2 separate regions of the Homo sapiens genome follow, and region 2 is linked to region 1. Evidence: chromatin loops called from intact Hi-C (ENCODE). Cell type or tissue: endothelial cell of umbilical vein. All regions are shown on one strand. Each heading gives the region's core, and the rest is flanking DNA. Links, peaks and the distances in the headings are about the cores only.

Region 1 (6,156 bases), core at 1,102-5,101:
CCTTCCAAATTCTCTCTCCAGTAAGTGCAGGCTGTTCAGGATTTGTGTGTGAGTGTGTGTGTGCGCACGTGTGTGTGTGCATGTGTGTGTGTGTTTTCACTCAGCCAGTCATTCATTTAATTATTGTTTAACATAGTTATTGTTAAACATAAACATACTAGATTGGCCAGACCATAATTTTGTCAGCACAATGATCGATTATCCTTAATTTTTTTAACTTACCTCGTATAAATCCTTACTTGAGTTAGACCCATGGAAGAGTCACTATTAACATTCCTGGCATTTCTAACTACAGAAAAAAATATTTTTAGTCAGTTTCTTTAGCTGTTTGTTTAACTGTTGGTTCAGGTTTTCAACTCTGTGTTGAGAATAATATGTAGCTTTCTAGATGCAGTCTTATCAATGACCTAGAGAGGGACTATTGTCTCTCTTGTATGATAGGAGCCTGGAAATACAGCTCGAGATCCTGCTTTGTCTATAGTTCCTGACATGTCACCCTGTTGATGTGCACTTAGAATGCTGTAACTCATCTAAGCAGCACCTGAGCAGTATCTGACTCCTTGTTGTCTCTTTAGGTGAGATTAATTTCTCTTATACTTATTACCTGCTAGGAAGATACTTTGGAGCCAGCTTGCTTTAAGGTTTGCCTGTTAGTTTTTTTTGGTTTTGATTGGCTAAATATCCCTCGATCCCTCAATTCATTAAAACTCCACGTTCTAATCACTAGCAATCATATGTAGCTGGACATTTCCAGGACTGTTTTTTTTTCTCTCTCTAGTTCTCTTGCATCTGACTCTTGATTTTCCTAGGTCGTGAGATGTAGTTTTGTGTCTGGCCTACCCAGACGGAAAGAGGAGAGTCTGGCTGCTGTTTGGACATTGGCATGTGTGCTGCTGACAGCTCTTCTCTTTGTGCTCATAAAAGTGAATTTCAAAAATAAATCAACCCCTCTGCCACTCTGCCCCCTCCCACACTCCCTCCTACTCTTTTCTAGCAAAAACAGAGCCCCACATATATATACACAAGATCACAGCCCTTTTGTTTTTGCCAAATATATTTTAGTGCTGTACATGTCCTTAAGAACTGGAAATATGACTCATCCACTAACCAAAGCTAATGCCAACATTCCCACCAAATCTCATATTTCTAGCAATGATGGTTTGTTACAGGTTTTTCTGGCCTTTAAGGTAATATTTAATTCATGTGATAAGATTCCATATAGAAAAAGTGTGTTGGCTACTAATATTTTTAAAGTGCAGTATACCAGGTCTACTCAAACTGGTATTAAAGACAGTGAACATCATGCTAAATAGGGATCTGTGCTGCTCCCATTTCCCCTACTTGCTTTTCATGGAGTGCAGGAAGAGAGATGCTGGAAGATTGAGAGCAGGAAGCATCAAGAAAGTTTACAGATTGTTCTTAAAGACAAAACAAAGAACACAGGGATTCTGTGTGTGTGCACGTGTATGTGTGTGTGTGAGTGTGTGTATGTGTTTTTGATCTTTTACTTAATTTTTAGAAGAGGAAAAAAGTCCTATGGTATTTTTGACTTGTTTATTGAAATCAGCCTTTGCCTTTGCGCAAACACATTTTCTAGTTCTGTCAATGTAAAAATTTCCCTCTGTGTATTCTTCTCAGTCTTTACACTTTGATCATATGTATCTGGTCTGTGTTCCTTCTTCAAATGGTGTTTCTTTTTGCCTAAAAAGGTTGTAATTGCTTTTGAACATGACTTGTTTTTTTAATCAAAACTCATGCTGTTTGTCATAGTACTGAAAAAAAAAAGTACAAGACATCAATTCATGATAGGTCTTAAAACAGTATTTGATAACAAAGTAAGTGAATAATACATTAATCAGGCTATTTTTTATTTCAATTGAAGCAAAAAGCAAACTTGCATATCCATGAACTAATCTTTTAATGTCACAGAACATTTATTTGTTGCTGTTTCTGAAGTCTTTAAGTTCCCTTTTATAAATGGGGATAGACAATTTCAGAACCACATTGCTTGATATTTTGAGATAAGTGAGATAAGTTACATACAACTATGCCTTGGAAAACTGAAAAAATGTTATGATGTTTGATATCAGTGTGAACTCTGAATAGTTTGTAAACTTCACACTCCACATTAGTGCAAATGTGTTTTGTGAAAATACTCCTAAAGAAACGTAGTTTCACATAAAAGGTTTTTAAAGTTTCATGAAGATTCTGTTGTGGGAAGTATGTTTATTTTCCTTTTGTATTCTTGTGGGAATTCTTTTGATCTGTATTTAATATTTTAATAATGAAAACTAAGTGTATGTAATTTTAAAACTTAGTTTCGTGAGGTTTTTTTTAGATTGTTGAGGTTCTGGGAAAACACTGGGCCTGGGATCTAAGGATCACATTGATCCTCTCGTGGAACATTGCCATTTCCCCACTTAACTCTGGTTGAAATTTTTGGCATTCTCCTTCGTGTGTTGATAATCCATAAAAATTACAAGTGGCTTATTTTGTCACTTACAGTTGTTTTAGGATCAAATTAAGTTGTCCTAAATGGAATAATCCGTGTTTCCACTTGATATGATTATTGAGCTCTGATAATGAAAATGATGAACAGGGCAGTGCTGGCTGAATCCTCCAACAGGTGTCATTCTAGGAATTGTTTTAATAAGGGGAATTCAGAAACAAGGCAAAATAAAATAGTGCGTAGTGGAGTTATTGTTTGTATTTATTTTGTTGGGAAATGTGAAAGATGTAAGTATGTAGTCCTCTGTGTGAATACACACACACACACACACACACACACACACATCTTAACAATGCTAGGACTTAGTTGTAGAAACATTTAGGTTAGAAAGAAGGTAAGGGCATCTAGAGATGGTATCAAAACTCCATACTTAACATTTTTGGAAAGAGTAGTGAAAATAGATCACTACTTTATTTCATAGATGTAGAAACAAGTGGAAAATAAGCTGTATATAATCTATACTGTATACTATACTATACTGTTATACTTTTAAGGATAAAATAATAAATCTTTCTCCAGATTGGTATCTATTAATATAAACCCTTCCCAGTGCAGCCTGTTCCTTAACCAGCTGCTCATAGGCCGATTCTCCAAGCGCTGTTCAAGGCAGCAGCTGACCAGCCACAGAAATTCCCTTAATCCGTGTTGGATAGTGGAGGTGACCTAGCAGCTGCTTAAGTGACAGACTGGCAACAGTTCCTTGATGTGATTTTTCTTAGGTCATTCAGTAAATTCAAGAGTAGAGAGGAAGGCTTTCTAGGGTCCTCACTACCCACCCAGGGATTGATGACTGATTGCTTCATGGTCATTGGATTCCTCACTGCAAGGTGTCCTGGGATTTTGTGGTTCATGGACCAATATAATTAGCATCATCTGGAAATTTGTGATGATCTGTGATCATCAGAGTCACCCCAGATCTACTGAATCAGAATCTGCATTTTGATGAAATCCCCAGGTGATTTGATGGAACATTTAATTCTGGGAAACACTGCTCTAGGACAAAGAAAGCTCAGTTTAAAAAGATTGTCACATGAACTTTACCATAGAATTTCAAGAATATTGCAAAAGGATTAATGATAACCTGAAATACATTTCCTTGGATTTATATTTCTTTTTCCTTTCTTTTTCTTTTTCTTTATTTCTTTCTTTCTTTCTTTCTTTTTTTTTTTTTGGAGATGGAGTCTTGCCCTGTCACCCAAGCTGGAGTGCAGTGGCACGATCTCGGCTCACTGAAACTTCTGCCTCCTGGGTTCAAGAGATTCTCCTGCTTCAGGCTTCCAAGTAGCTGGGATTACAGGTGCGCCACCATGCCCAGCTAATTTTTGTATTTTTAGTCAAGATGGGGTTTTACCATGTTGCCCAGGCTGGTCACGAACTCCTGAGCTGAAGTGATATTCCTGTTTTAGCCTTCTAAAATGCTGGGATTACAGGTGTGAGCCACCATGCCCGGCCCCTGGAGTATATTTCTGATCAATATTTACTTGATTATTATTTAATATTCCAGACACATCAAAACAACAGTACTATACAAGCTTTTTAAAAGAATGCTCAGATGACTTTGAAAAAAAATATTTTCATAAGAGACTAAAAGTAAGACTAGTTTTGGTTATGAATATTTTGTATAAGAATATTTAAAGATAAACATACTCTTCAAGGAACCAAACATGCTATATGCAAATCATTTTTAGCATAATGTTATGTTGATACAGGAAATACTATTCCCTCTGACATTACTAGTAGCAGTCTCTTGCTTTATAATTCTCTTTTTCATCTAAGTGTAATTTAAGATCTTTGTAGTAAGGAGCTCATTTATAGGACAGTCAAATTTAATGAATGGGAGTTGGTAGGTAGAATGCATTAAATATAACTGGTGTTCTTTTTATTATCTTTTGTGCTCATATTTAAGAACAGAGATTCTTGTCAGTTTTCTCAAGAGAAAAATTATGATGTAATAGACAGTGTACACTATTCATGTCAAAACACAATTTTACTTGCATTTTATAGCTTGCTTTAGCATTCTTTTAGAAAATGAATTTTCCCAGAAGACCTAATTGCCTTCTTATTAATGAGCCTGTAAGTGTTTTTTGTTATCCATTTACTATTCTAAATGTGTCTACTTGTGCTAGCTGTTTCAACAGTGTTGTCTCTGATTAAATCACAACTGCTATATTTGTTTTTGCCATTCACTAGTGATTCAGAAAATATTGGCATAATGACGTGGTTATGGCAGAGACTAATAAAAAACAAGAAGTAAAAATTAATGTTCACCCATTACAGTTGGCTGTATCATGAGATCAGAAGCTGGAGTTTGGGATAATAGCAACGTTCTCTATATTTTTGATACTGTAAATAAAAGTCTGCATAACCTATATTGTCTTAAATATAAAATATATAATTTATTGAATTAATGAACTGTAAATCAGTGTATTTCCATATGTACTTAATTTAGACACTAATGTTTAAAGAAAGATTTAATAGGAGACTGATCACTGTTAGAGGAGAAGTAGTGGTGGAGAGACTCTGAGAGGGCACTTTCGTATATCTTCAAGAACTTCACAGTTACTTTTTCTAGTTTGACTCCAAATTCTGGAACTTGTCTTTTTTACTAGTACTGCTTTTATTCTTATGAGCAATAATTAGGTTCATTTATTTTCTTATATGTTGGAGAAGAGAGCTTTTCCTAAAGCAATTGCAAAAATAACAATATGAGCTGTAATTTACTGAGAGCCCATGACCTGCTAGGGCCTGTGATCAGTGTTTTACATAATTTTAAATCCTCACAATATCCTTTAAGATGAGGATCATCTCCATTTTACAAACTAAGGCCTCGAGGGGTTAAGTAATAACTTGTCCCAAGTGGCTATATGAGTCACTGGTAGAGTCAAGATTCGTTAATGAATGTACACAAATGTTTAAAGATTAGACATTTCTTTGGTTGCATCTTGGCAGAAAATGTAACCCAGACTGGTTGCAACAAAAGGTGAATTTATTTGTCTCTCCTAACTACAGTTCAGGTGGAGCTTGATTTAGAAGTTGACGTAATTCCACTGAGACATGATGTTTCTCTGCCTGCTTAGTTTAGTTCTAGGGTATTCCAGGAGCTTCTTAGGCTCCATATAGAGGCACGATGGCTGTGGCAGCTCCCACCGAACAAGATCCCAGGTTCAAGTCCCTTAAGGAAATGTGAATTATCTGCTGGTTGCACCTGATAAGGCTCTAAGGTTTACAGTGCTTGAATCCACTGATCTTGTTTCCAACCATTGAATCTAAGGCTCTGACTGAGGGGAAGTTAGTGTGCTGATTGGCTTGGCCCAGGGTTTGTAATCTTTCTAATGGGGAAGAAAGAAGATGGGAGATGATGGGGAAGAGACAGTAGGATCAGATTGTTCTCTGTTGTGGACCACTAGGTGATCTCTAAGTGGGAAAGCGTGGAAGAGAAAGAGAGGAAAGAGGCAATTTGTGTCTGGCAGGCTTGTATACATTTACAGATCACCTGTTTTTAATCTGAGAGTGTTTATTTATTGGCTTTCCCTTTAAGGACTACTTTAAAGCATGAATTTATATTATTTCCATTATTTTATTTTCCTTGTCTCAGTATTGAATTAGTCTAACATTAAAAATTTGTAGAATTTGGTGTTAAAAAAGAT
Region 2 (4,000 bases), core at 1-4,000, 540 kb after region 1:
ACTTTTTAGTAAAAATTGTAGTCCCAGCGTATTTACATAAAAACACTTCCCTCTACAGCCACAGGAAGGTTATCTGATGGTGCAACAGTTTCAGTACCTAGGATGGGCTTCTCATCGAGAAGTGCCTGGATCCAAAAGGTCATTCTTGAAACTGATACTTCAGGTGGAAAAGTGGCAGGAGGAATGCGAGGAAGGGGAAGGCCGGACGATTATCCACTGCCTGTGAGTAGGGCAGCTCAGCCTGTCATTCATGGGGCCTTGGTGCTTATTTTCTCATTTTCAATGTTAAAGACTATCTGGCTTGCATCTTATGGACCTCCCATAGATGTTATTTTTAAACAGTCTTCCTGTCTCATGAGTCTATAATTAACTACTAAGTTTATTTTGTATATTTTCTAAATATTGATTATTATATAGCTATATTATTTAAACTCTTTGGAACACTACTCGTAACAACTTCTGATTTACACAGTTTACAAATATATCAGAATCTCAAAGTCTAGATTGCAGCAATCTATGCCTATAGCATTTTCCTGAGTATAAGCTACTGATCTAATTTCATCCTCAAGTTTTCTCCTCTCTGCCTTGTACACATATAAAGCAAAATTAAGACACAAATGGAAAACAATTAAAACTACAATGTCTTATTTTCCCAAACATATATGATGGTGTGACCTGTGGTCACTTGGTGCTGCTATCTAAAATGCCTTTGCTTTCTTTGCTTTCAGAAATGGTGGCGGGCGAAGTGGCATGTTCTGTGCTATAGGCATCGTTGTTGAAATGGTGAAACGGCAAAATGTTGTCGATGTTTTCCATGCAGTAAAGACACTGAGGAACAGCAAGCCAAACATGGTGGAAGCCCCGGTGAGTCACAGAATCTTAGATTTGGAAGGCATCTTAGAGATTAGTTAGTCATATACCTACTTATTGATTTGACTTCATACACACATAGGGAATCAGATGTGAAAATGAGACGTTGTGGGGACTTTCCTGCCTAATTAATACATTGCTGAGCATCCCCCTCTACCCACAGACACTTAATCACGTATTGCATAAACTGCTAATCATGAAACTATTTTCATTTAATTTGGGAAATTTGTAGGATTTTTTTTCTGTTATAGCCAAAAAATATTTGCTGCAGTAAACTTTGGTAAATGGTCCTATAAGAAGAATAAATCCTATATCAAGGCTGTATGTCTAAGGGATATAGGTTTCATCAGTACCTTAGACACCCAGTATTTTTAAAAGGCAATGAAATTTAGTTTTGTCATTATCTATAATTATTCATTCATTTTCTGATCAAATTGTAAATGGTTAAACTATCATGGTTAAGTTTTCAGCTTTTACCAACTGTAGAGGGCAGTTCATATCATGCTACTTGAGCTTGTCAAGGCTCGTAAAGTCAGAACATAGCTTACAAAATAAGAGCTGATAGGTATGTGTGTGTGTGACAGTTCATCTAGGTGAAGCTGTATGCAGAGTAAGAAAGAAAGTTACACTTATCTAACACATTTTACTTCTAACGAGAGATATCTGTGGGTTACACATATGTATGTGCATGGTGGGATCAGGTTGGGAGCAGCTGTGTAGTGTATGCTCACAGAAAAGTAAACCAGAAAAACCAAGGCATCATTGTTGCTTGCCCTACATTTATCAAGATGATCAGATAACTAGAATGAGCAATTCAATAAACCTTTAAAGTATTTCACCACTTCCTGCTCATGGATTGCTCGCACAAGAGTTGCGTTGCTTCCTGAGACAAAATCTGAAGACTTAGGTTTGTACTGTTTCACTTTTACAAGCGGTACCAGACTTCCACCCTTTCTACAGGTGTCCTCAAACTCCCTACACCACCTCATTTCCCTGGGTTGTTGCAGCTGTCTACACAAGATTACATTGGTTTTGATTGGGGTGCTGGCTATGGAGATGAGAAAGGGGGGATGAATCGGAGGGATTTTTGAGGGAGAACTCTCAGATCGTCTTAGCAACTAAATGAATAGTGGTTATGTCTCTAAACTTTGCGATTTGAAGATTTCTTGATGTAAACTCTGCCTCCATTTTTCAGGTCAAGTCTTAAAATCATCAGTGGGATCATTTCTGACTTCAGAATTCAACTTTTACCTTCAAATTTAACTGATTTCCCACCTTTTTTAATTAAAAAAAAAATCTATGGTTAAACTGTGCCATTCTGGGACCTTCCAAAAAGTTACTATTTTCCTTTACATTCATGTCCCGTGAATCCTGAACACCCCACCCTCTGATTTGTGTTTAATCAGTGTTGATGATTAGTTTAGTGAGCTGTGGAGTTGAGCTGAGGAGTTTGGTGAGGAGATTTAGAGTGAAGGCAATATTGCTGGAGACTGCTTAAAGAGACATAACTATTTCTAGGCACATTTTGGTTCCTTGAATGCACTCGCCACAGTGGTAGGTGAATTTGAATCATAACTACTTGGTGAATAGTGTTGGAATGATAAAGACCTCTTAAGGAAAGTTTTATTACCCTAGTTTATTGCTGGAGACACCTCGAACTTCTATTCCAAAATAATATGCATTTTAGACTGTTCTCCAGCCTGAATTTTACCCACTTGAATGAACTGAGTTGGGAATTTTTAAATGAATTGCATATTATAAGTAATAGTTTATGATATGGTCTCTGAATTTTTCTAAATTCTTATTATGGAGCAAGTCCATAGATGGGCTTAGAGGAAAGGCAGTTTTAACTCAAAAATTTTATTGCCAATATGTTGTCTTAAACATATAAAGGCAGCAGAAATACATTTTCAGGTATAAGTAGGCTCAAAATTTAAGGATCACTAACCATTCTTGAAAAATTTGCTTAAATACTCTGATGGACAAAAACAGTGTCAAAAATTAAGAACTTGAAATTGCATAAATGGCTGTTTAAAATGGCTGGCTTTTTTTTTCTCAAGGAAATCATCTGAAATATATGGAGAAAAACATTTGCAGTTTATCACTGTAGCATTATAAAATAGAGAAAAAAATAAAAGCAACTTAATAGTCAAACAATACATATATTTGATTTTTATGTGGTATTAAAAGATGTTAAATAACATGGAAAAAGAATTGTAACAATGTTAAATTTTAAAAGTTACATTTAAAATTATATTTTGAAATATACATAGTTATATTTATTCTAAGATAATTATTTCAACCATGCACAAAAAGAACTGAGGCAAACTAAGGTGATATTTTAACAATTTCTTCTGATGATAGAATTATAGCTCTTTTTCTCATTCTTTATGTTTGTTCAGAATGTGTATATTCTTTATATTTGTACAGAATTGTTCTGTAATGATCAAATATTACTATTATAAACAGATAAAAAATTATAGATATTTAAAAAATTGATAGAAAATATGCGGCAAAGATAAAATGTCTTTTTAAGATAAATTTCCTTTTTCTTAAATGGATCATTAGACTCAAGTATAAAATATGTATGCCTAGATATTAATCTCATATATAGAAAAAATAAATTGTAATCCTTGAGTAATCTAAATTGGTTGTCAAGTTTCATTTGGTAACTGTTATTCAACATTAGTCTCTTTCTTAAGTTTTCTCACTCTTTGTGTTTTGACATCTTTCAGGAGCAATACCGTTTCTGCTATGATGTAGCTTTGGAGTACCTGGAATCATCTTAGTTGGGTGAGACTCTTTAAAGTGCATCCATGAAGAAACCTGTCCATCTATTGAGCCAGCAGCTGTTGTACCTGTTACACTTGTGCAGAAAGATTTTAATGTGGGGGGTGGGAGACTTTTACATTTGAGAGGTAAAAGTATTTTTTTTATGAAGTTGTGTATCTTAATAAAAAGGACTGAATTAGTTTTTATTACTATATTAAAGCATCAACATTTCATGCCACATAAATTATATTTAATAAGAACCAGATTGAAATGAGAACGTATTGGTGTTTGTACAGTGAACATGCCACCTTTTTTCTCATGGTTTCAGTAGAGCAGCTACCACATGTTGCATGAGTTC

Evidence for each region. Peaks named below come from ENCODE experiments on the same cell type or tissue, not always from the same donor. Only the 100,000 strongest peaks of a DNase experiment are listed, where the experiment ranks them.
Region 2: it touches region 1 in a loop (14-fold over the local background); 7 of 110 quality-filtered maps call a loop at or near these places.

Annotation. Positions count from the first base shown.
Region 1 is chr6:128,511,008-128,517,163 of GRCh38, reverse strand. All of the region lies in intron 1 of PTPRK (protein tyrosine phosphatase receptor type K), which reads left to right. Among named protein-coding and RNA genes, the nearest start is that of PTPRK, 6.5 kb to the left of the region's middle. In endothelial cell of umbilical vein, for the core only: no CTCF peak of the experiment used is centred there; a DNase peak (open chromatin) is centred at 1,113; H3K27ac peaks cover 1,473 bases.
Region 2 is chr6:127,969,886-127,973,885 of GRCh38, reverse strand. It overlaps PTPRK (protein tyrosine phosphatase receptor type K), which reads left to right. Exons shown (of 30, transcript NM_002844.4): 28 at 59-222; 29 at 729-864; 30 at 3,606-4,000. The coding sequence ends at 3,659. Among named protein-coding and RNA genes, the nearest start is that of PTPRK-AS1, 56 kb to the left of the region's middle. In endothelial cell of umbilical vein, for the core only: no CTCF peak of the experiment used is centred there; a DNase peak (open chromatin) is centred at 1,645; H3K27ac peaks cover 545 bases.